2 separate regions of the Homo sapiens genome follow, and region 1 is linked to region 2. The links are chromatin loops, found by intact Hi-C in ENCODE. Cell type or tissue: Calu3. All regions are shown on one strand. Links, peaks and the distances in the headings refer to the core of each region. The heading gives the core; the rest is flanking DNA.

Region 1 (10,820 bases), core at 1,345-9,344, 320 kb after region 2:
ACAGATCAATAGATTGCTTTGAGTAGTATATATATTTTAAGATATAAATTATTCTAACACATAAATATAAAATATATTTCTACTCATTTGTGTCGTCAATTTCTTCCTTCAATGCTTTTATTACAAAATGAATTATTTTTTAAAGAGTTTTCATTACAGAAATCTTTGGCTTGTTCAGATCTCTTCCTCGGTACTTTTGTAAGCTATTGTCAATGAGACTCATTTCTTGTTTTCTTTTTGAAATTACCCACTGGTGGGATATAGAAATGCTACAGGTTTTTGTATGGCTGTTTTGTATTATGCAATTTTACTGAATTTCTTTATCACTTCCAAAAGGTTTTAAGGGGAGAGTGTATTTTCTTTCTTTCTTTCTTTTTTTTTTTTTTTTTGAGACAGAGTCTTGCTCTGTCACCCAGGCTGGAGTGCAGTGGCACGATCTTGGCTCACTGCAAGCTCCGCCTCCCAGGTTCATGTCATTCTCCTGCCTCAGCCTCCTGAGTAGCTGGGACTACAAGCGCCCGCCACCACCCCCAGCTAATTTATTTTTTTGTTTTTCTTTTAGTAGAGACGGGGTTTCACCGTGTTAGCCAGGATGGTCTCGATCTCCTGACCTCATGATCCACCCGCCTTGGCCTCCCAAAGTGCTGGGATTACAGGCGTGAACCACCGCGCCCGGCCAGGAGAGTGTATTTTCTACACATAAGTTCAGGTCATCTCCACACAGACCCAGTTTGCCTCCCTCTTTTCCGATCTGAATGCCTTTAATTTCCTTCTCTTGCCTAACTGTACTGGCTAGAACATCCCGAACTAGGTTGAATGAGGTGCTGAGAGTGGGCATAATTGGCTTCTTTACCTCCGAAGAAAATATTTCATGTTTTCTTCATTGATTATGATGTTAGTTGTGGGTATTTCATTTACTGCCTATATGGTATAAAGATACATTCCTTCTATGCCTAATTGGTTGACAGCTTTTATTATATCAAATTCTATAAAACTGTTTTATTTTTAAATCTATTGAGATGATCAAATGGCGGTGTCCCTCCTCCTTTATAAGACTATTTAAAACATCCTTGCCTCAGAGGGACAAATCCCATTTGAACATGGCAAGTAATCCTCTTAATATAAAGTGGAATTAGGTTTGACAGAAATTACCAGTGAAGCACTATGGGCATATATTTGATAGGAGATTTTTATTATGGATACAATTTACTTGTTATTGGTCTCTTCAGATATTCTTTCTCATGACTGGATTTGCGTACGTTGTATGAGTACAAATTTTTTCATTTATTCTACGCTGCTCTTTATTATATGCTTCCTTCTGTAAAATTTGGACTGTTTGTTCTTCCCATTATATTAATAGTTGCTTCAGGTGTAACATAAGGTTATTTTTTAAGTACTTTTCTGGTATCACAAATATTGGTGTTTTGTGTTTCATCTTTCATTTGTCAAAATATTTTTTAACTTCCATTTGGATTTAATGATTCACCCATTCATTATTCAAAAGCATATTGTTTAATTTCTATGTGTTTGTGAACATTCTAATGTTCATTCTACTAATAGTTCCTAGGTTCATGCAATGTGCTTAAAAATGTGGTATAATTTCTGTATTATTAAATGTAAAACTAGTCTTGATTCGTAACATAAGGCCTACGCAAAGATCCATCTTCTGCAGAGAAGAATGTAGATTGTGCCGCTGTTAGACGAAGTATTCTGTATACGTCAGTTTGCTTTATTTGGCATAAAGTGTAGTGTAAGCCAGATGTAGTGTAAGTCAGATCCAGATGATCTGCCCATTGCTGAAACTTCAGTACTTAAGTCCCCTATTATTATTGTATGGCAATCTATCTGTCCACTCAGAAGTTATTATATTTGTTTTATATGATTGAGCACTTCTGTTTTGGGTATATATGTATTTACAATTACTATAACCTCTTGCTGAATTAACCCCTTTTACCATTATGTAATAAACTTATTTCCCAAATTTTATGGTTTCTGGCTTCATGTATAGTTTGATGGAATAAGTTTAGCTACTGATACTCGTTTGCTTTCGATTTCTATACAATAGTTTTTCATCCCATTACTTTCAGTCCATGTGTCCTTACAAGTGAAGTGAGTGTCTTATAGGCAGTATTTTATAATATCCATTCTGCTACTCTATTTTTAATGAAGAATTTATTCCATTTAGATTCAAAATATTGTTAATATTTAAAGAAATGTTTGTAAATTGCTTTCTTGTTTATTACTAGATCCTTCCTTCATTTTTTTATTCTCCCACTATCTTGTAATTATTTTTTAATCTTGTGGTGTTGTAAAATGTCTTACTTTTTATTTTTTGTGTATCTACTATAGATATTTGGTGGTTCCATGAGACAACAAAAACACCTGATAAGCTATTTTAATAACAATTTTGATGGAAAAATAAGCGGTAACATTTTCACACTAATCTCTGAATTTTGAATATTCACCTGGATACATAAAAGTTGTACATTTTAGAGGGTACATGTGGTATTTTGATACATGAATACAGTCAGTAGTAATTGAACTAGGGTAGTTGAAACATGCATCACCCCAAACATTAGTCTCTTTTTATGTTAGGAACATTATAATTCCTCTATTATTTCAGCAACCTTAAACAATAACATGAAATACTGTTTACTGTTGTCACCTTACTGTACTATCAAATATTAGGACTTATTTATTCTACTTGTTTTTGTACTCATTAGTCAAAATTGTTGTCTTCCCCCCTTGAATAGAAGATCATTCAGTAACCAGCAATCAACTCTGCGCACCAAGCAGATCAACTATTTTATATTTTAACATATACATGAGAACACGCAGTGTTTATTTTTTTGTGCTTGGCTTCTTTCACTTACCATAATGACCTCCAATTCCAGTCATATTACTGAAAGTGATATGATTTTGTTCCTTTTAATTAACAATTTTCAATAGTGCATATATATAATATTGCCATTTTCCATGCATCCCTTGATGAACTTTCAGGTTAATTCAAAAGCTATTGTGAATAGAGCTGCAATAAGGAGATGGATGAAAATATCCTCCTAATATACTGATACCTTTCATTGTGATAAATACTGAGTAGTGGAATTGACACAGTATAGTGGTTACATCATTTGTTTTATGAGACAACACAATACTGTTTTCAAGAATGGCTATACAAATTTACATTCTCAGAAACAGTACATGAGCATAACCAATTGTATGCATGCTCAACACCATCTGTTGTCTTTTAGATATTTGTTTTAATTGCACAACATTCCATTGTGGCTTGAAATTGCACTTCCATGATGATTAGTGATGATGAAAAATTTTACATATACCTGTTGGCAACTTATGCCTTCTTTTAATCTATCCTTTAAAATCAGATTATTTGCTTGCCTTCTGATGATATGAATATATATTCTCATCGCTGTAAAAAACATAGTTATCAGGTTTTTTCCCATTATAATTTTGGTTTCACTATTTTGTTACCTCTATTGTGCAAAAGCATTTTAGCTAGATGTATGAACTTATGTCTATTTTTGCTTTTGTTGCCTCTGCTTTTCAGAGCTTACCAAAATATCTTTGCCTAGACAAATATCCAGAAGCATTTATACAAAGATTTTATCTACCACTTTTTATAGTTTCAGACATAAGCACTTAACCCATATTAATTTTATTTTTACATATGGTAAGATTCATTCTTCTGCATATGATTACCAAGTTTTCCCAGCAACTTTCATTGAAAGCACTATCCTTTCCACAACATATATTTATGGTGATTTTTAAAAATGAATTTTTTGTAAATGTCTGTATTTATCACTGGGTTCTTGATTTCATCCCACTGATCTACGTGTATATCATGCCAATATCATCACATTGTGTTTACAATGACATTGTAGTATCTTTTGAAGTAGTATGATGTCTTCATCTTTGCTTTTCCTCAGGATTACTTTTGATACTCAGTATCTCCTGTGGTCTCATGAATTTTATGAATTCTTTTTCTATTTCTATGAGGAATATCATTGATTTTTGATACAAAAAGAATGAATCTGCAGACTGCTTTAGGCAGTAATGATATTTTAATTATGAATAATTTCCCATTTCATTGTGTCCTATTCAGTTTCCATTATCAATGTTTTCCTTTTTGTTGCGGGAAGTCAGGGACCCCAAATGGAGGGACCTGCTGAAGCCATGGCAGAAGAACATAAATTGTAAAGATTTCATGGACATTTGTTTGTTCCCAAATTAATACTTTTATAATTTCTTACGCCTGTCTTTACTGCAATCTCTAAATATAAATTGTGAAGATTTCATGGACATTTATCACTTCCCCAATCAATACTCTTATAATCTCCTATGCCTGTCTTTAATCTCTTAATCCTGTTGTCTTCGTAAGCTGAGGATGTATGTCGCCTCAGGACCCTGTGATGATTGTGTTAACTGCACACGTTGTTTGTAAAGCATGTGTGTTTGAACAACATGAAATCTGGGCACCTTGAAAAAAAGGACAGGATAACAGCGATGTTCGGGGAACAAGGGAGATAACCATTAGGTTTGACTGCCTGGGAGCCAGGCAGGACAGAGTCATATTTCTCTTATTGCCGAAAATGGGTAAGAGAAATATCGCTGAATTCTTTCCCCAGTAAGGAATATTAATAATTAACAGCCCTGGGAAAAGAATGCATTCCCAGGGGGAGGCCTCTAAAATGGCCGCTCTGGGAGTGTCTGCCTTATGCAGTTGTAGATGGGGATGAAACATGCCCTGGTCTCCTGCAGCACCCCCAGGCTTGCTAGGATTAGGAAATTCCAGCCTGGCAAATTCTAGTCAGACTGGTTCTCTGCTCTTGAACTCTGTTTCCTGTTAAGATGTTTATCAATGACAATGCATGCACAGTGGGACATGAAACTTCATCAGCAATTCTAGTTTCACCCTGGCCTTGTGACCTTGCCCTGCCCATTTGCCTTGTGATATTTTATTGCCTTTGAAGCATGTGATCTCTGTGATCCACACCCTATTCGTACACTCTCTCCCCTTTGAAAATCGCTAATAAAAACTTGCTGGTTTTGTGGCTCGGGGCATCACAGAACCTGCTGACATGTGATGTCTTCCCCAGACACCCAGCTTTAAAATTTCTCTCTTTTGTACTCTTACCCTTTATTTCTCAGACCGGCCAACACTTAGGAAAAATAGAAAAGAACCTACATTGAAATATTGGGGGCCGGTTCCCTCAATACCTTGTAGGGATGTTTCATGACTTCAAAGTTTGACTATTTGATTTTTTTGTAGAGATTCCAAATGAGATTGCTTTCTTGAGTTCTTTTTCAGATTTTTCACTGTTGGCAAATGTAAATGCTAAAAATTTCTGTATTGCTCCTTAGAATCCTGCAGCAATATTATTTAACTTCTCTTCATTTGGATGCCCATTATTTCTTTCACTTGCCTAATAGCTCTGGATAGAATGTTATATGGAATAAAAGTGGTGAAAGTGGGCATCCTATCCTGTTCCAGATATTAGAGGAAGGAATTTCAATTGTTCATTATATTAGCTGTAGACTTGTTATATATAGATTTATGCTTGTTTTTATTTTAGATTTATCTACCCCTAACTAGTTCACTTGTTTATAAAAATCACATATGCTTAAATATTATTGGGACATGATAGTTGTATATATGTACATATATATGGGACACATGATATTGCAATACAAATGTGTCATGTGCAACAATCAAAACAAGGTAATGGAGATATACATTCCCTCGAGCATTCATCATTTCTCTGTGTTAGGAACAATCAACTTCTACTCTTGTAATTACTTTCAAATATACAATAATTATTTACTATAGCTGTCCTATTGTTCTCCCGCAAAACAGATCTTATTCCTACTTTCAAATGGCATTTTGTACTCCTTAACCATACCCTCCTTATTTCCTTTTCCTAACACATCAACCCATTACTGATAACCGTCATTCCACCCTCTAAATCCATAGGTTCTTTGTACCTACCACAAATGAGTGAGAATACACAGTCTTTCCATGCCTGGCTTATTTTACTTATTATGTCCTACTGTTCCATACATGTAGTTGCAAGTGACAGGATGTCATTCTTAAGTATGACTGAATATTCATTCTATTGTGTATACATACCACACTTTCTTTATCCATTCATCAACTGATGGACACACAGGGTGATTCTATATCCTAGTGATTGTAAATACTGCCATAAACATATCAGTGCAGCTATCTCTTCAATATATTTACATCCCTTCTTTTGGATGTAGCCCATGGAAGAAATGCTGAATAGTATGGTAGTTTTATCAACTAATTGTTTTAGAAAACCGTGAATATTGGCTGGGCGTGGTGGCTCACACCTGTAATCCCGGCACTTTGGGAGGCCAAGGCGGGTGGATCACCTGAGGTCAGGAGTTGGAGACCAGCCTGGCCAACATGGTGAAACTCTGCCTCTACTAAAAATACAAAAATTAGCTAGGTGTGGTGGCATATGCCTATAATCCCAGCTACTTGGGAGGCTGGGGCAGGAAAATTGCTTGAATCTGGAAGGCAAAAGTTGCAGTGAACCGAGATCATGCCACTGCACTCCAGCCTGGAATACAGAGCAAGACTCCCCCAACAGTGTTATCAGAGATCCCTTTTGCCTTCTTGCTTGACAGCATTATTTGTCCTTTTGATAACAGCTATTTGAACTGCAGTGAGAGAATCTCACATTGTGGTTTTGACTTGTGGTTTTTTTTCAGTTACTTCTTGGTCATGTTTGTGTATTCTTTGGAGAAATGGTTACTCTATTTGCCCATTTACAAAATCATATGGTTCCTTTTCTTCTGATGATTTGACATTGCTGCCACGTATTTTCAAAATAGTTCAACCATGTTGGTGCAAAGGACATAATTTCATTCTTTTTTATGATGTTGTAGTGTACCATGGTGTACATGTATGTTTTCTTCATATGGTCAGCCATCAGTGGGTGTTAAGCTTCACTTCATATCTTCACTATTATGAAGAGTGCTCCAATTGACATGCACATTCATGTGTCTTTATGGTCCTAAAATCTATACTCCTTTTGGTATAAAACCAATAATGGGATTCCTGCATCAAATGGTATTTCTGTTTGATGTTCTTGTTATTGGCAAAATCACCAAGCTGCTATCCACAATGGATGAAATAATTTACAATTCAACGAGCAATCCATAAGCATTCCCTTTTATCTGTAGATTCGACAACGTACTATTTTTGACTTTTTAGTAACAGCCATTCTGGTTGGTGTAAGACAGAATTGCATTGTGGTTTTAATTAGCATTTCTCTATAGATTAGTGATGTTCAGCATTTTGTCATATGACTCCTAGCTGTATGCATGTCTTCCTTTGAAAAAATGTCTATGTACTTTTTCATATTTTCAATGTGGTTTTCTCCCCATGAATTTAAGTAGCTTATAAATTCTGGATATTAGAACTTTGTCAGATGCATAATTTGCAGATATTTCTCCCATTCTGTACATTGTGTTCACCATTGATAGATTCTCTTGCTGTGCAGAATCTCTATAGTTTAACTAGGTTCTATTTGTCAATTTTTGTTTTTGCTGTAATTGCATTTGGAGTCTTCATCATAAATATTTTTCAGAACCTATGTTCAGCATGGTATTTCCTAAGTTATATTTTAGCATTTTTATGGTATTATATTTTACATTTAAGCCCTTAATCTATATTGAGTCATTATATGTAATGTAAGGAAGCGGTCCAGTGTCAACCTTGAATATATACGTAGTCAGTTATGCCAGCACCATTTATTGAACAGGAAGTCCTGTCTTCATTGCTTGTTTTGTCAACTTTGTTGAGAAGCAGATGACTGTTGGTGTACAGCTTTGTGTTCTATATTCTGCTCCATTGGCCTCCATGTCTACTTTTATACCGGTACCATGCTGTTATGGTTACTGTAATCTTGTAGAATACTTTCAAATTCAGGTAATGTTATGCTTCCAAGTTTGTTTTTTGTCTAGAATTGCCTTGGCTATTAGGACTTTTTCACTCCATATGAATTTTTAAAGGTTGTATTAATTCTGCAAAGAATGTCATTGGTAGTTTGAATAGCAATTAATGTATAAATTGCTTTGGGGATTATGGCCATTTTAACAATGTCATTTCTTCCTATTTGTGTCATCTATGATTTCCTTCAGTAGTGTTTTGTAATTCTCCTTATAGTGATCTTTCACCTTCCTGGTTAAATGTGTTCCTGGGTGATTTATGCTTTTTGTGGCTATTGTGAATGGGTTTGCCTTCCTGATTCAATTCTGAGCTTTGATGTTGGTGCTGTATAGAAATGCTAAGTTACAGACTGACTTTTTATACTGAAACTTTGTTGAAGTTTTGTATCTAATCTAGGAGCTTTGGGGCTTTGAGGTTTTCTATGTATAAAATCATGTTGTCTGCAGAGATAGTTTTACTTCTTTTCCTATTTGGATGCCTTTTCTATTAACTGATTGCTCTAGCTAGAACTTCCAGTAGTATGTTGAATAGGTGTGGTGACACTGAGCATCCTTGACTTGCTCTGGTCATAAAAGGAATGCTTCCAACTTTTGCCAGTTGATTATGAGGTTGGCTGTGAGTTTGTAACAGATGGGTCATTATTTTGAGATATGTTTCTTCAATGCCTAATTTGTTGAGGGTTCATAACATGAAGTAATGTTAAATAAATAGTTTCTGCATCTATAGAGATGAACATGGTTTTAGCTCTGCTTATGTGATAAATCACATTTTTTTCGTAAGTTCTGTATGTTGTACCAACCTTGCATCACACAAATATAGCCTCCTTAATCATGGGGAATTTGCTTTCTGATATGCAAGTGGATTAGGTTTGCTGGTATTTTCTTGAGAATTTTTCCTTTTAAGTTCATCAAGGATATTTGTCTCAAGTTTGTGTTGTGTCTCTGCCAAGTTTTGGTATCAGGATCATGCTGGCTTCATAAAATGATTAAGGGAGGAGTCCTTCCTCCTTGATATTTTGGAATAGCTTAACTAGGAATTTCACCAGCTCTTTCTTACATATCTGGTTGTATTCAGCCATAAATCCATCAGGTCCAGGTAGGGTTGGTAGGGTTTTTATTACTGATTCAATTTCAAAACTGGTTAGTTATTTCTTGTCTGCTGCTAGCTTTGGAATTAGTGTACTCGTTTTCTAATTCCTCTGTTTGTTATATTAGCTTGTTAAATTGAGATATTGAACTTGTCCATTTCTGCTTTAACTTCATTATTTATGCCAACATAATTAAGGATCAAGTTGCTTAATTTCCATGTAATTGTATAGTGTTGAGTAATCTTCGTGTTGATTTCTATTTTTATTGTGCTCTGGTCCAAAGATCTGTTTAGTATGATTTTGCTGTTATTTGAATTTGGTGAGGATTGTTTTATGGCCCACTGTGTAGTCAACTATAGAGTATGTGCCATGTGCAGATGAGAAGAATGTGTACTTGGTGGTTTTGGGTGGACATTAATATGGATGTCTGATAGGTCCATTTGGTCAAGTGTCAAGTACAGGACTAAAATATCTCTTAGCTTTCAGCCTCAGTGATCTAATAGTGTCAATGGGGTAGTGAAGTTTCCCACTCTTATTGTCTGCTTATCTAAGTCTCTTCATAGGTCTGTAGGAACTTCTTTTATGAACGCGCATGATCCTGTGTTCAGTGCATATATAGTTAGCTCTTGTTGAGTTGAACTCTTCATGATTATATCTTTCTCTGTCCTTATTGACAATTGCTGTTTTAAAGTCTATTTTCTATGAAGTTAGAATAGCAATCTGTCCCTCCTCCTTTTTTCTGTTTGCTTGGTAGAATTTTCTCCATCCCTTTACCTTGAGTCAATGGGTGCCATTACTTCTGAAATGGGTTTCAGGAAGACAGCATACAGTTCGGTCTTTTTTATCCAACTTGCCTCTTTTTATCATTTATTAGGACAGTAGTCTATTTAATTTCAAACGTAACACTGATATGTTTATATTTGATTCTGTATTACTATTAGCTGGTTGCTGGTTAATTGTGCATTTGGTTTATAGTGTCAGTGGTCTGTGTACTTAAATGTGTTTTTTTGGTGGCCAATAATGGTCATTCCTTTTCATATTGAGCACTCAGTTAAGGACCTCTGGTAAGGCAGGTCTGGTGGTAATGAAATGCCTTGGCACTTCCTTGCCTGTAAAGGATCTTATTTCTCCTTCACCTATAAAGCTTAATTTGGCTGAATATGAAATTACTGGTTGGAATCACTTCATATTAAAAACGCCGAATATAGGTATCCATATCTTCTGGCTTCTAGGGATTCTGCTGAAAGGTATGCCGTTAGCCTGATGGGCTTCCCTTTGTAGTTTACCCGGCCCTTCTCTATAGTTGTTTTGGACATTTTCTTTCATTTCAATCTGATAACTGTCTGGGGGACAGTATTTTGCAGTGTTCTCAGAATTTCCTGAATTTGAATTTTGGCCTCTCTAGCAAGGTTGCAGAAAAACTGATGGACAATAAACTAAAAAGTTGCTTGCTTTCTTTGCCTCTTTCAGGAATGTCAGTGACTCATAGATTTGAATGCCATATTTCATAGAGATTTTGTTTAGTTTTTAAATTTTTTAAAATATTTGTCTGACAGCTAATTCAACTAAATAGTCTTAGAGCTGAGATTCTCCTTAGCTTCATCTATGCTGTTAATACTCCCAATTACATTATGTAATTATGTAGTGTGCTTTTCAGCTCTACCAGATTTTAAAATGGCCATTTCAGTTTTCAACATCTGTATTGTTTTATTGTGTTCCTTAAATTCCTTAGATTAG
Region 2 (10,820 bases), core at 1,763-9,762:
TGGATTGATGTCATTATAGAGTGACTGTGTTCCTTATAAAAGGATAAATTTTGCCTAATTCCCTCTCTCTTTCTCACCTATGTGATGCCTTTTGCCATAACAGCAATAAGGCCCTCATCTGATGCTGGCACCTTGATCTTGACTTCTCAGCCTCCAGAACTATGAGAAATAAATTTCTTTTCTTTATAAATCACCCATTCTCTGTTATTGTGTTATAGCAGCACAAAATGAACTAAGACATGGTTGAAATTCATTGTTAAGTCCTGTTCTCAAAGCACTGGTGGAACTTTCAAAGCAATAGCCTCCTTTAGTTTAGCATTTGTTGTTGGTCAGAGCCCTACTGGAAAATGAAAGACTATGGGCTTTTCAATATATAGGAACTAGCAAATATTGGAGGTAAGGAACGTGTTGGCACCAAAATCCAAACATTGGTACCAAATGTTAAGCCTTCTTTACCAATGGGGGAGGTTGGAGTGCTAGGAGCTTATCCTTTACCAGATCAGGAATAGTTTGCCCTCCTAAATTCCAGATATAGCCCCAAATTTAACAGACTGTGATGGCCTTGTATCTTATGCAGGACAATTGCCCATCCTTTCTCAGTGAGGTGTTTACTCACAGTTATGATGGACTGTGAGACAGTCTTAATCAAGTACAGTGAGGAGGATGTCATATATGTAACTCAGCCAAAGCCAAGTTTCTGGTGGAAACGCAGGGTACACATTTAGGTCCTGTTTGCAAAAACTGTGCAATTCCAGAGCTATTTAAATTTCCGATAGGTAACTGGGAAAAGGCATACTGTTGACCACCAAAGGCAAAGGTACATTGTGATTGACTTTCCTGTGAAATTTTTACTGAATTGAACATGTTAGCCAAGTCTGTAACTACAAACGATTTACCCTTGTTGTTTTGAATGTTGTTTACTAAGGCAACAATATCTGGTGGGGATGCTCTAATAAAGAGAACAGCCTTGTTAACTCTCTTTAGGCTAAGTTGGCCACCATTTGTTAGTAGTGGTTTTAAGCACAGACCATATTGGAGAATTTAAAGGCGAGCTGGTAGGAATCAGTGCCTTTCTTTAACTAAGGCAGCTATGAGAAGTCATAATCCTTCAGTGTCTTGCCTTAGCCAGTACTGTGGTATATTTACCTTCCACACCAATAGGGGAAGGTTAACTGATTCCCACTGGGCAGCACCCATCAATAGTGTAAAAGCCTTAAGTTTGTTCCATGAAGTTACCTGCTAACTGAGGAGGTCCATTCTATTAATGGGAAAAGGGGGTGAGGGTGGAGAAGAACTAGGACAAAAGCATCTTTGAGCAGAAAGTGGGCCAATTTTAATAGTTAAGCAAGTAATTTCCCACTTAATTAGTCCTCTTTGGAGAGGTCGGGTAAGTGGTCTCTTTAAAACATGAGTGATTTGGGGGATTGGGGAGATTTGGGTACCCATGTACAACAAAACCAGTCAGCATTATTTCTTTTTTGGAGCCCAAACCACAGTTAATGTGGTAAATGGTGATATTCTACCAGAAGAGGTTCACTTCCATGACCATTGGATCCCTATGTGGAAGTGAGCTTCTGTTACTGACAGAGATCAAGAACAAGTACAGAAGGTAAAAGGGCTTTGAAATGAGAAGACTGGCTGAGTGTGGTGGCTCACGTCTGTAACCCCACCATTTTGGGAGGTTGAGGCTGGCGGATCACTTAAGCTCAGGAGTTCAAGACCAGCCTGGGCAACATGACAAAACCCCACCTCTACAAAAAATACAAAAATTAGCCGGGCATGGTGGTGTGCATCTGCAGTTCCAGGTACTCAGGAGGCTGAGGTGGGAGGATGGCTTAAGTCCGGGAGGTGGAGGTTGCAGTGAGCTGAGATTCTGCCACTGCATTCCAGCCTGGGTGACAGAGCCATACTCTGTTTCAAAAAAGAAAAAAAAAAAAGGCTGGAGCCGGGCACGGTGGCTCACACCTGTAATCCCAGCACTTTGGGAGGCCGAGGCGGGCAGATTGCCTGAGCTCAGGAGTTCACGACCAGCCTGGGCAACACGGTGAAACCCCGTCTCTACTAAAATACAAAACATTAACCAGACATGGCAGCGTGCACCTGTAGTCCCAGCTACTTGGGAGGATGAGGCAGGAGAATTGCTTGAACCCAGGAGGCGGAGGTTGCAGTAAGCCGAGATTGCACCATTGGACTGCAGCCTGGACGACAGAGTGAGACTCCATCTCAGAAAAAAAAGGCCGGGCGTGGTGGCTCACTCGTGTAATCCCAGCACTTTGGGAGGCCGAGGCGGGCAGATCACAAGGTCAGGAGATTGAGACCATCCTGGCCAACATGGTGAAACCCTGTCTCTACTAAAAATACAAAAATTAGCTGGGTGTGGTGGCACATGCCTGTAATCCCAGCTACTCGGAAGGCTGAGGCAGGAGAATCGCTTGAACCCGGGAGGCGGAGATTGCAGTGAGCCGAGATCACGCCACTGCTCTCCAGCCTGGTGACAGGGCAAGACTCCGTCTCAAGAAAAAAAAAAAAAAAAAAAAAGAAATGGGAAGTCTGCAACCGGTTGTAATCTAACTGTAGTAAGTATTATGATTGTTGCACTGATTTACCAGAGATCATCCAATTTGGGGCCTTCTTCCCCTTTAGGGTGCAATAATCCCTCTTGTTCATCTCAGGGTTCTTGCTTAACCAGGGCCCTGACTGTAGGTGGTTTGTTTGGCCTAGGAGGGAGGTGACCTTACTGTTGATAGTTATTTTAATTTAGGCCAGGTGGGGTATTGTTTGTAGAATTAACAGGCAACACTTGGCTTTGAATTTGTGTTTCATGAGTTTCTACTAAATCTAGGGCATCTATGGCCTCTTTACTGTTTTAGTATTAGCCATCATTGCCAGTAAAGAGGACATAACATATATTTGTTGAGAGCCCTCCTGAAAAACAACTAGATGGATTCAGGATTTAATTCAACATCCTCTGGACTTGCCAAGTCATCATACCACAAAATATGTGTTGCCTGATAAGCCCACTCCAACATCCCCAAATAGCGGAGGAGATCATTGGCCTTGACTAACATTTTCCATTGACAGTTGGCTTAGGCTGTTAAAAGGCCTACGATAGCCTGTGCAGCCTGTAAAGCCATAAAAAATCCATATCAACAAGATATATTTGGGCCAACATCCAAAGTCTGTTCTGGGGATCATTACAACCTTCTGTACAAATTGTGCAGGATCCTTTAATAGAGACACCATTTTTTCATCTCATACTATGGCAGCCAACTGTTTAATGTCAGTGCCCTTTAGGTGGAGCTAGCTCTTTGCCAGGTTCCTTCTATATAGCTAGGCAGACCCTTTATCATTCAGTTTCTGGGCTAGGTCTTTAAGGAGAGAAGCAGCCTCAAGGTGAGAGAGAGGATATATCTCCTCCACCAAGTAAAAATTAGCACCTCTTTTTTGGTCCTCCCCTTTTGTCTTTTCTGTCTTTATTACTTTGCAGGTGGTTACCAGCAAAGCAGAGGGCAAGTCATCCCAGTCACTACTGTGGTGACACCATGCTGCTTTTTTTTTTTTCTAGTGAGCACCAGTCCTCCTCTACAGGTAGTTTGGGGGGGGGGGGGTCCTACTTCCTCTTCAGGTGGCATGCTGATGAGAAGCTGCCTAGAGCAAGGTCCAGCTTATATCTTGTGATTTGGAGCACATGTATAGCAGGACAGTGACTTCTTTTAGAGTCCTGGGAGGAGCAGGGGTATAAATTTCCTTAACTTTAGTCACTTTGAGCAATGCAGCTGGGTGCGGTGGCTTGTGCCTATAATCCCAGCACTTTGAGAGGCAAAGGCAGGCAGAACACTTAGGGCCAGGAGTTCAAGACCAGCCTGGCCAACATGGCGAAACCCCATCTCTACTAAAAATACAAAAATTAACTGGGTGTGGTGGTGCACGCCTGTAATCCCAGCTACTCAGGAGACACAAGAATCGCTTGAATTCGGGAGGTGGAGGTTGCAGTGAGCTGAGATGGAACCACTGCATTCCAGCCTGGGGAACAGAACAAGACCCTGTCACCAAAAAAAAAAAAAAAAAAAAAAAAAAAAAAAGGATGGGCGCAGTGGCTCACGCCTGTAATCCCAGCACTTTGGGAGGCCAAGGCAGGCGGATCACGAGGTCAGGAGATGGAGACCATCCTGGCTAGCACGGTGAAACCCCATCTCTACCAAAAATACAAAAAATTAGCCGAGTGTGGTGGCAGGCGCCTGTAATCCCAGCTACTCGGGAGGCTGAGGCAGGAGAATGGCATGAACCTGGGAGGCGGAGCTTGCAGTGAGCCGAGATCGCGCCACTGCACTCCAGCCTGGGAGACAGAGCAAGACTCCGTCTCAAAAAAAAAAAAAAAAAAAAAAAACCCAGAAAAAAAAGAAAATGCTTTAGCCAGCTCAGCCCAAGAATTGGGATCTCAACATCCTTCCAAGGAAGGGATAGAGTGACAACATTCTCAACAACATAATTGTGTCACATCAGCAGAAGCATACTAACTGCTTGCAAAGGCATCTTTCCCACCTGCATTTAGGTGACCTACCCTAATCTGACGCATCTGCCTTATTAATTAGCTCCTTTGCCTACTATAGTGGTCCCCAAGGACAAAGATGTCCTCTCATCTCAGAGTACTTCAAATCCTTAGCTGAGCTAAGGGAGCTCCTTTCACTGTAGCTGTTATGGGATCAGGGGCAGCCCACTCTTGGTCCAGAAGCATGAACTCTTCTCCTTTTCCTGTTTGGGACCGTGGATCTTACAACTTCTAGCACCTGCCTAGCGAGGGACCCAGGTGGGCTGGCTGATCTTTCCTGGGCAGCTTAGCATTTCTGACCATAAAAGTTCTAATGATGTGAGTTCACTAAAATACTGGTGCTACAACTTGGCCAGGCGAATGAGGTATATAGGGAGACCACAAAAACTATAGAATGAAGTACAGCAAAGAGTGATGCCATGCCAAACTGATGCAGAGGTATTCCAAATATTGAATTCCAATCACTTAAAGGCCTTCCAAGATCAATTTGCCTATTTATTGTCCTACCGATGGGAATAGACCTCTTCCCAATTGCTTGATCACCAGGATCCTATAGAACTCACTTGTAGGATTTTGAGGCTGAGCCAAAAAAGATAACCACAAGGTGGCAGTAGCACATAACAAGCTTTGTTTGGGTGGCACTTGGAGAGGTTGCTTGAGAGAGGAAGTCCTTCACAGCAGGAGACTATCCAGAGGCAACTGTACCGGGTCATTACTCAGAAGGGGAAAGGGCAAGGGAACTCCCAGGGGAAAGCTGAGGGCTGAATCAGAGATAGAGTTTATTTGTGTAGGTTATATTACTCAGCAGCAAGATGGGGAGTGTATTAGTCCATTCTCACACTGCTATAAAGAAATACCTGAGACTGGGCAATTTATAAAGTAAAGAGGTTTAATTGACTCATGGTTCTGCAGGCTGCATAGGAAGCATGGCTGGGGAGGGCTCAGGAGACTTTCAATTATGGCATAAAGAGAAGGGGAAGCAAGCACGTCTTGCATGGCTGGAGCAGGAGGAAGAGGGGTTGGGGAAGTGCCACACACTTTTAAACAACTGGATCTTGTGAAAACTCTATAACAAGACAGCACTAGGAGGATGGTGCTAAACCACTGGAAACCACCTCCATGATCCAATCACCTGCAACCAGGCCCCACCTCCAGAATTGGGGATTACAATTGAACATGAGATTTGGGCAGGGACGCTGATCCAAACCATATCAGGGAGTTTCTGGGTTAGAGAGCATCAAAGGTCAGCATTAGCTTGGTTTTTTATAGATACAGGGTTTGTCTTATCAATGTCTAGCAGATGTTAGGTATAGTGTTGTGGAGTATGTAAAGCAGGCTGGCTGTAACTGGCCAATCTGCCAGAATCTGCTTAGTTGATTTATATTTAAAACAACTGGATGTGTAAAAATTTTAGGCTTTTGAGCTACAGGTACTAGCCTGCTGTGAAGAAGTAACAATATGGGGGCAATCTTTAGCTTAATTATATAACAGTAGTAGCCATACAGTTTATAATTGAAACACTTTGATATAGACTTTATTTCCTGGTCATTGGAACACTTTGATTGTAGACATTGTTTCCTGGTGGATATCAATGACACATCTCCTCAGAGGGATTGTTTCAGATCTGGCCATGCGATGGTGTAATGAGGCCAAAGAACCAGCAAACCCTCTGAGTACTGTATCTGATATCATAAGTGTTTTCCATTGTATCTAATAAGGAGTTAGAATTAAACCCTGAGTTTATAAATCTTCCAAACAAAAACTCAAAGGGAGAAATAACACACTTGCTGAAACAGGTGACCTTATTTTTAATAAAATCAATGGTAAAGTGTGATAAGATTCTGGGCTATCACAAGCCAGTGGTTTGATATTATTTAGCCAAAAAATTCTTTAGAGTATGGCCTTACTCTTCCATCACGGTATATGCAGTCAACTCTATTCCTTTCCTTGTCGTCTCACAAGACACTTAGGATCAAGTGATTCCTAGCTAAGAAACAAGTATGAAATCATCCCATTCTGGATTTGGATGAAAACTGGTAATAAAATCAAGTAAAACTCCTGGAGGATGCATTGGTTAAGAACCAAGCTTAGTCTATAAGTGTAGCAGGACAAGCCGCAGACAAAACTCCTCAGACGCCGGGTTAAAGAAGGAAGGAGCTTTATTCGGCCGGGAGCGTCAGCAGACTCACGGCTCAAAAACTGAGCTCCCTGAGTGAGCAATTCCTGTCCCTTTTAAGGGCTTATAACTCTAAGAGGGGTCCGCATGAGAGGGTTGTGATCGATTGAGCAAGCAGGGCATACGGGACTGGGGGCTGCATGCACCGGTAATCAGAATGGAACAGAACAGGACAGGGATTTTCACAATGCTTTTCCATACAATGTCTGGAATCTATAGATAACATAACCAGTTAGGTCAGAGGTCGATGTTTAACTACCAGGCCTGGAATGCAGCACCAGGCTGTCTGACTACTGATTTCACTTCTGTCTTTTCTTTAACTCCTACTTTTTCTTTGAGGCAGAAATTGGGCATAAGACAATATGAGGGGTGGTCTCCTCCCTTATTAGGAATTGAACATGAGATGGCACACATATTTATGCTGTATCAAGGTCACAATTATCTTACTGTATAAAACTGAAAACATCACTATCTGGACAGTTGGACATGTTTATGGGGAAAATTATGTTTATCTTTATTTCTATGCTCTGTACTAGTAGGTTGGTTCATTAATAAATATGTGAAAACTTTTGTTTAAAAAAATTATTTAGAATATGCTTCATTCATTCTTCTTGTCCATAAGACTGGGAATAATAAGGAGTATTGTAAATTACTGGCAATTTTTTTTTTTACAGAGCTCTTAAGTTACCATAGAAATGAAATAGCTTTTCCCAACAGATTCCAGATATTTAGAATTCCAAAGGTTGAGATGATAAAATTCAGTAAGGCCTTGATCACTGTTTGAGCATCTGCTTTAGCTGATAGGAGCACTTCCAGTAATTCAGACATCATATACAATTATTCTAATCAATATCTCTTACCTTCTGAGGACGGAAACTCTATAAAATCCGTTTGCTACCAGATTCCAGGTAATAATGCCTTCAGTAGGCTTCCTTAGCTTCCTTATGTGCCCCCTGTAAACAATTTTTCTGACAAGCAACATACCTTTGTATTATATCCTGAATTATTTGATCTTTATTCCAAGTGTGATAAGATTCCAAGGTGTTCAGTATATTTCTTTTGTTTAAATTAGTTTGTTGACAATATGAAAAAGGCATCCAAGGTACAACAATTGAAGTGCAGGAATAATTTTATTGTATAATTCCCAAAGCCCTATGGTGTTCTTAGATACCCTTGGTTTCCAATTTTCTAAATCTTGTGAAGTTGCACGTTTCTGAAATTGTGAATAGGAATCCCCGGATATAAGTAATGGTGATTAAATTTCTCCAGTCAAAACTTTAGTAGCCTTTTTCACAGCTTGGTGTGCAAATTAAATTTCTTTAGACGTTTTACTGTGTCTGGTATGCACACCACAATGAATTACAGAAATCTGTTGGAGAAGCTGGGATAACTCTAAAAGATTGAGAATTAGTTTACAATGTGATATTTTAGTTCACATGGATGTTAGAAAGCCTCTATTCTTCCATATTTGTTTCATAGCATGATAGACTCCAAATGCATATTTGCTATCAGTATAGATATTTACTTCAAGATTGGTGGCTAATTTAAAAGTTTGTGCAAGAACTATGAGTTCTACTTCTTGGGCTGATTTTATGTTTGCAGAGGATAAGCCTCTAAAACCTCATAAGGAGATTCTGGGAATATGGGAGAATAGAAAGTCCCAGGAACCGGCCGGGTGCAGTGGCTCACGTCTGTAATCCCAGCACTTTGGGAGGCCAAGGCGGGCAGATCACAAGGTCAGGAGATCGAGACCATCCTGGCTAGCACGGTGAAACCCCGTCTCTACTAAAAATACAAAAAAATTAGCCAGGCGTGGTGGCGGGCACCTGTAGTCCCAGTTACTCGGGAGGCTGAGGCAGGAGAATGGCATGAACTCGGAAGGTGGAGCTTGCAGTGAGCCAAGATTGGGCCACTGCAGTCAAGCCCAGGCGACAGAGCAAGACTCTGTCTCAAAAAAAAAAAAGAAAGTCCCAGGAACCTATCTCCCCACATAGACAATAATCACACTGGAAGAATCTGTCTGATGTAACTCTTTGGAACTCTGGAGACTCCAAAGTCTGGAGACTTCTGAATGCTTGGAACTTCCTTGGAAAGGCTTAGATAGTAAATTGTGGTTAATTCCAATCAATTTCAGCTCTTAGTATAGTAGCAACTACCCATCCCCTACTCCCAGCCACGTGGCATGCAGGTGTGCACATATTTCTGGAGCAACCTACACACAGCTTGTAGGAGCCAGGGTAGGCAACAATGGACCCTGTCCTCCAAATATCAGGGATTCATGCTCTCTAATCACTAATTGCTGCTTTTAATCACAGAAGTGCAGACAAAGAGGTGGGTGGCCATTGCTGTTCTACTTCCCAGTATTGTTTCAAGTCCCTCCCACTCTGGCTAAAGTGACTTCCAGGGCATTTTAAGGTCTGGTTCTCTTTTCTCTCCCCTTCATTTTTCTCTTTTTCCTCTTTTTGGGGACTAGGACATTCAAAAGCAACTGCATACACAGGGAAAAGTAGAAAGTGACTGTGCACACCCAGGGAAAGTTACAGACTCAGAAAAGACCTATGAAGACCTTAAGTTTATACCTCAGGCTGCTCCTTGGTACAAAGATAGCCTACAACAATAAGAAACAAAAACAAAACCAATAAGCACTAACAAAAAAAGTAAACTCTGGGGGAAGGGGGATATCTGATATCCAGTATTACCACATATTAGATTCAAATGTCCAGTTTGCAACAACAAAAACAAAAAAACACAAGGCATACAAAGAAACAAGAAGGTATGGCCCATTCAAAGGAAAAATAAACAGAAACTGTCTCTGAATAAAACCTGATAGCACATCTACTAGAAAAAGACTTTAAAATAACTGTCTTAAAAATGCTTAAGGAACTAAAAGAAGATACGGAGAAAGTCAAGAAAACTGTATGAACATAATTGAAATATCAATAAAGAGATAGAAAAACTAAAAAGAGGCTGGGTATGGTGGCTTATGCCTGTAATCCCAGCACTTTGGGAGGCTGAGGTGGGCAGATCACCTGAGGTCAGGAGTTCAAGGCCAGCCTGACCAACATGGAGAAACCCCATCTCTACTAAAAATACAAAAAAAATTAGCCAGGCGTGGTGGCGCATGCCTGTAATCCCAGCTACTCGGGAGGCTGAGGCAGGAGAATTGCTTGAACCTGGGAGGCAGAGGTTGCGGTGAGCTGAGATCACACCATTGCACTTCAGCCTGGGCAACAAGAGTGCAATCCTGTCTCAAAAAAAAAAAAAAAGAAAAAAGAAAAACTAAAAAGAAACCAAAAAGAATTCTGGAGCCAAAATGTATAATAATTGAAATGAAAAGTTCTCTAGAGGTGTTTAGAGGCAGATTGGAGCAGGCAGAAAAGAATCAGCAAACTTGAAGATATGACAATGGAAATCACCAAGTCTGAAGAACAGAAAGAAAAAAGGTTGAAAAAAGTGAACAGAGCCTAGGGACCTATGGAACACCATCAGACAGACTAAAATATGCATTGTGGGAGTCTCAGAGGAAGTACACAGAAAGAAAGGAACAGAGAAAATATTTGAAGAAATAATGGCTGTAAACTTCCAAAATTTGATGAAAGACATGAATATAAACATCCAAGAAGCTCAAAAATAAAATCCAAGTAAGATTAATTCAAAGAGATTTACACTGGCTGGATGCAATGACTCATACCTGTAATCTGAATACTTTAGGAGGCTGAGATGGAAGGATGGCTTGAGCTCAGGAGTTCAGGACCAGCCTGGGTAACACAGTGAGACCTCATCTCTACTAAAAATAATTTAAAAATTAGTTGGGTATGGTGGCACATGCCTGTACTCCCAGCTACTTAGGAGGCTGAGGCAGGAGGATCACTTGAACCTGGGAGATGGAGGCTATGTTGAGCTATGATCATACCACTTTACTCCAGCCTGGGTGACAGAGTGAGACCCTGTCTCAAAAAAGTGAACCAAAACAAGCCAAAGAGATTTACACTGAGATACATAATAATCAAATATTCAAAAGACAAATATAAGAAGAGAATCTCAAAAGCATCAAGAGAAAAGCAACTTATCACATACAAGGAAATCATCAATAAG

The links. A loop is a pair of places that touch in the nucleus more often than their neighbours do. Peaks named below come from ENCODE experiments on the same cell type or tissue, not always from the same donor. Only the 100,000 strongest peaks of a DNase experiment are listed, where the experiment ranks them.
Region 1: a loop joins it to region 2, with 15 times the contacts of the local background. A loop is called at or near these places in 23 of 110 quality-filtered maps.

What each region holds. Positions count from the first base shown.
Region 1 is chrX:74,019,294-74,030,113 of GRCh38, reverse strand. The region is part of intron 3 of JPX (JPX transcript, XIST activator); the gene reads right to left. It overlaps FTX (FTX transcript, XIST regulator), which reads left to right. Exons shown (of 7, transcript NR_028379.1): 7 at 563-1,978. Among named protein-coding and RNA genes, the nearest start is that of JPX, 80 kb to the right of the region's middle. In Calu3, for the core only: no CTCF peak of the experiment used is centred there; a DNase peak (open chromatin) is centred at 4,773.
Region 2 is chrX:74,338,540-74,349,359 of GRCh38, reverse strand. No RefSeq gene overlaps it. Among named protein-coding and RNA genes, the nearest start is that of ZCCHC13, 40 kb to the right of the region's middle. In Calu3, for the core only: a CTCF peak has its summit at 5,132 (motif pointing right); a DNase peak (open chromatin) is centred at 5,209.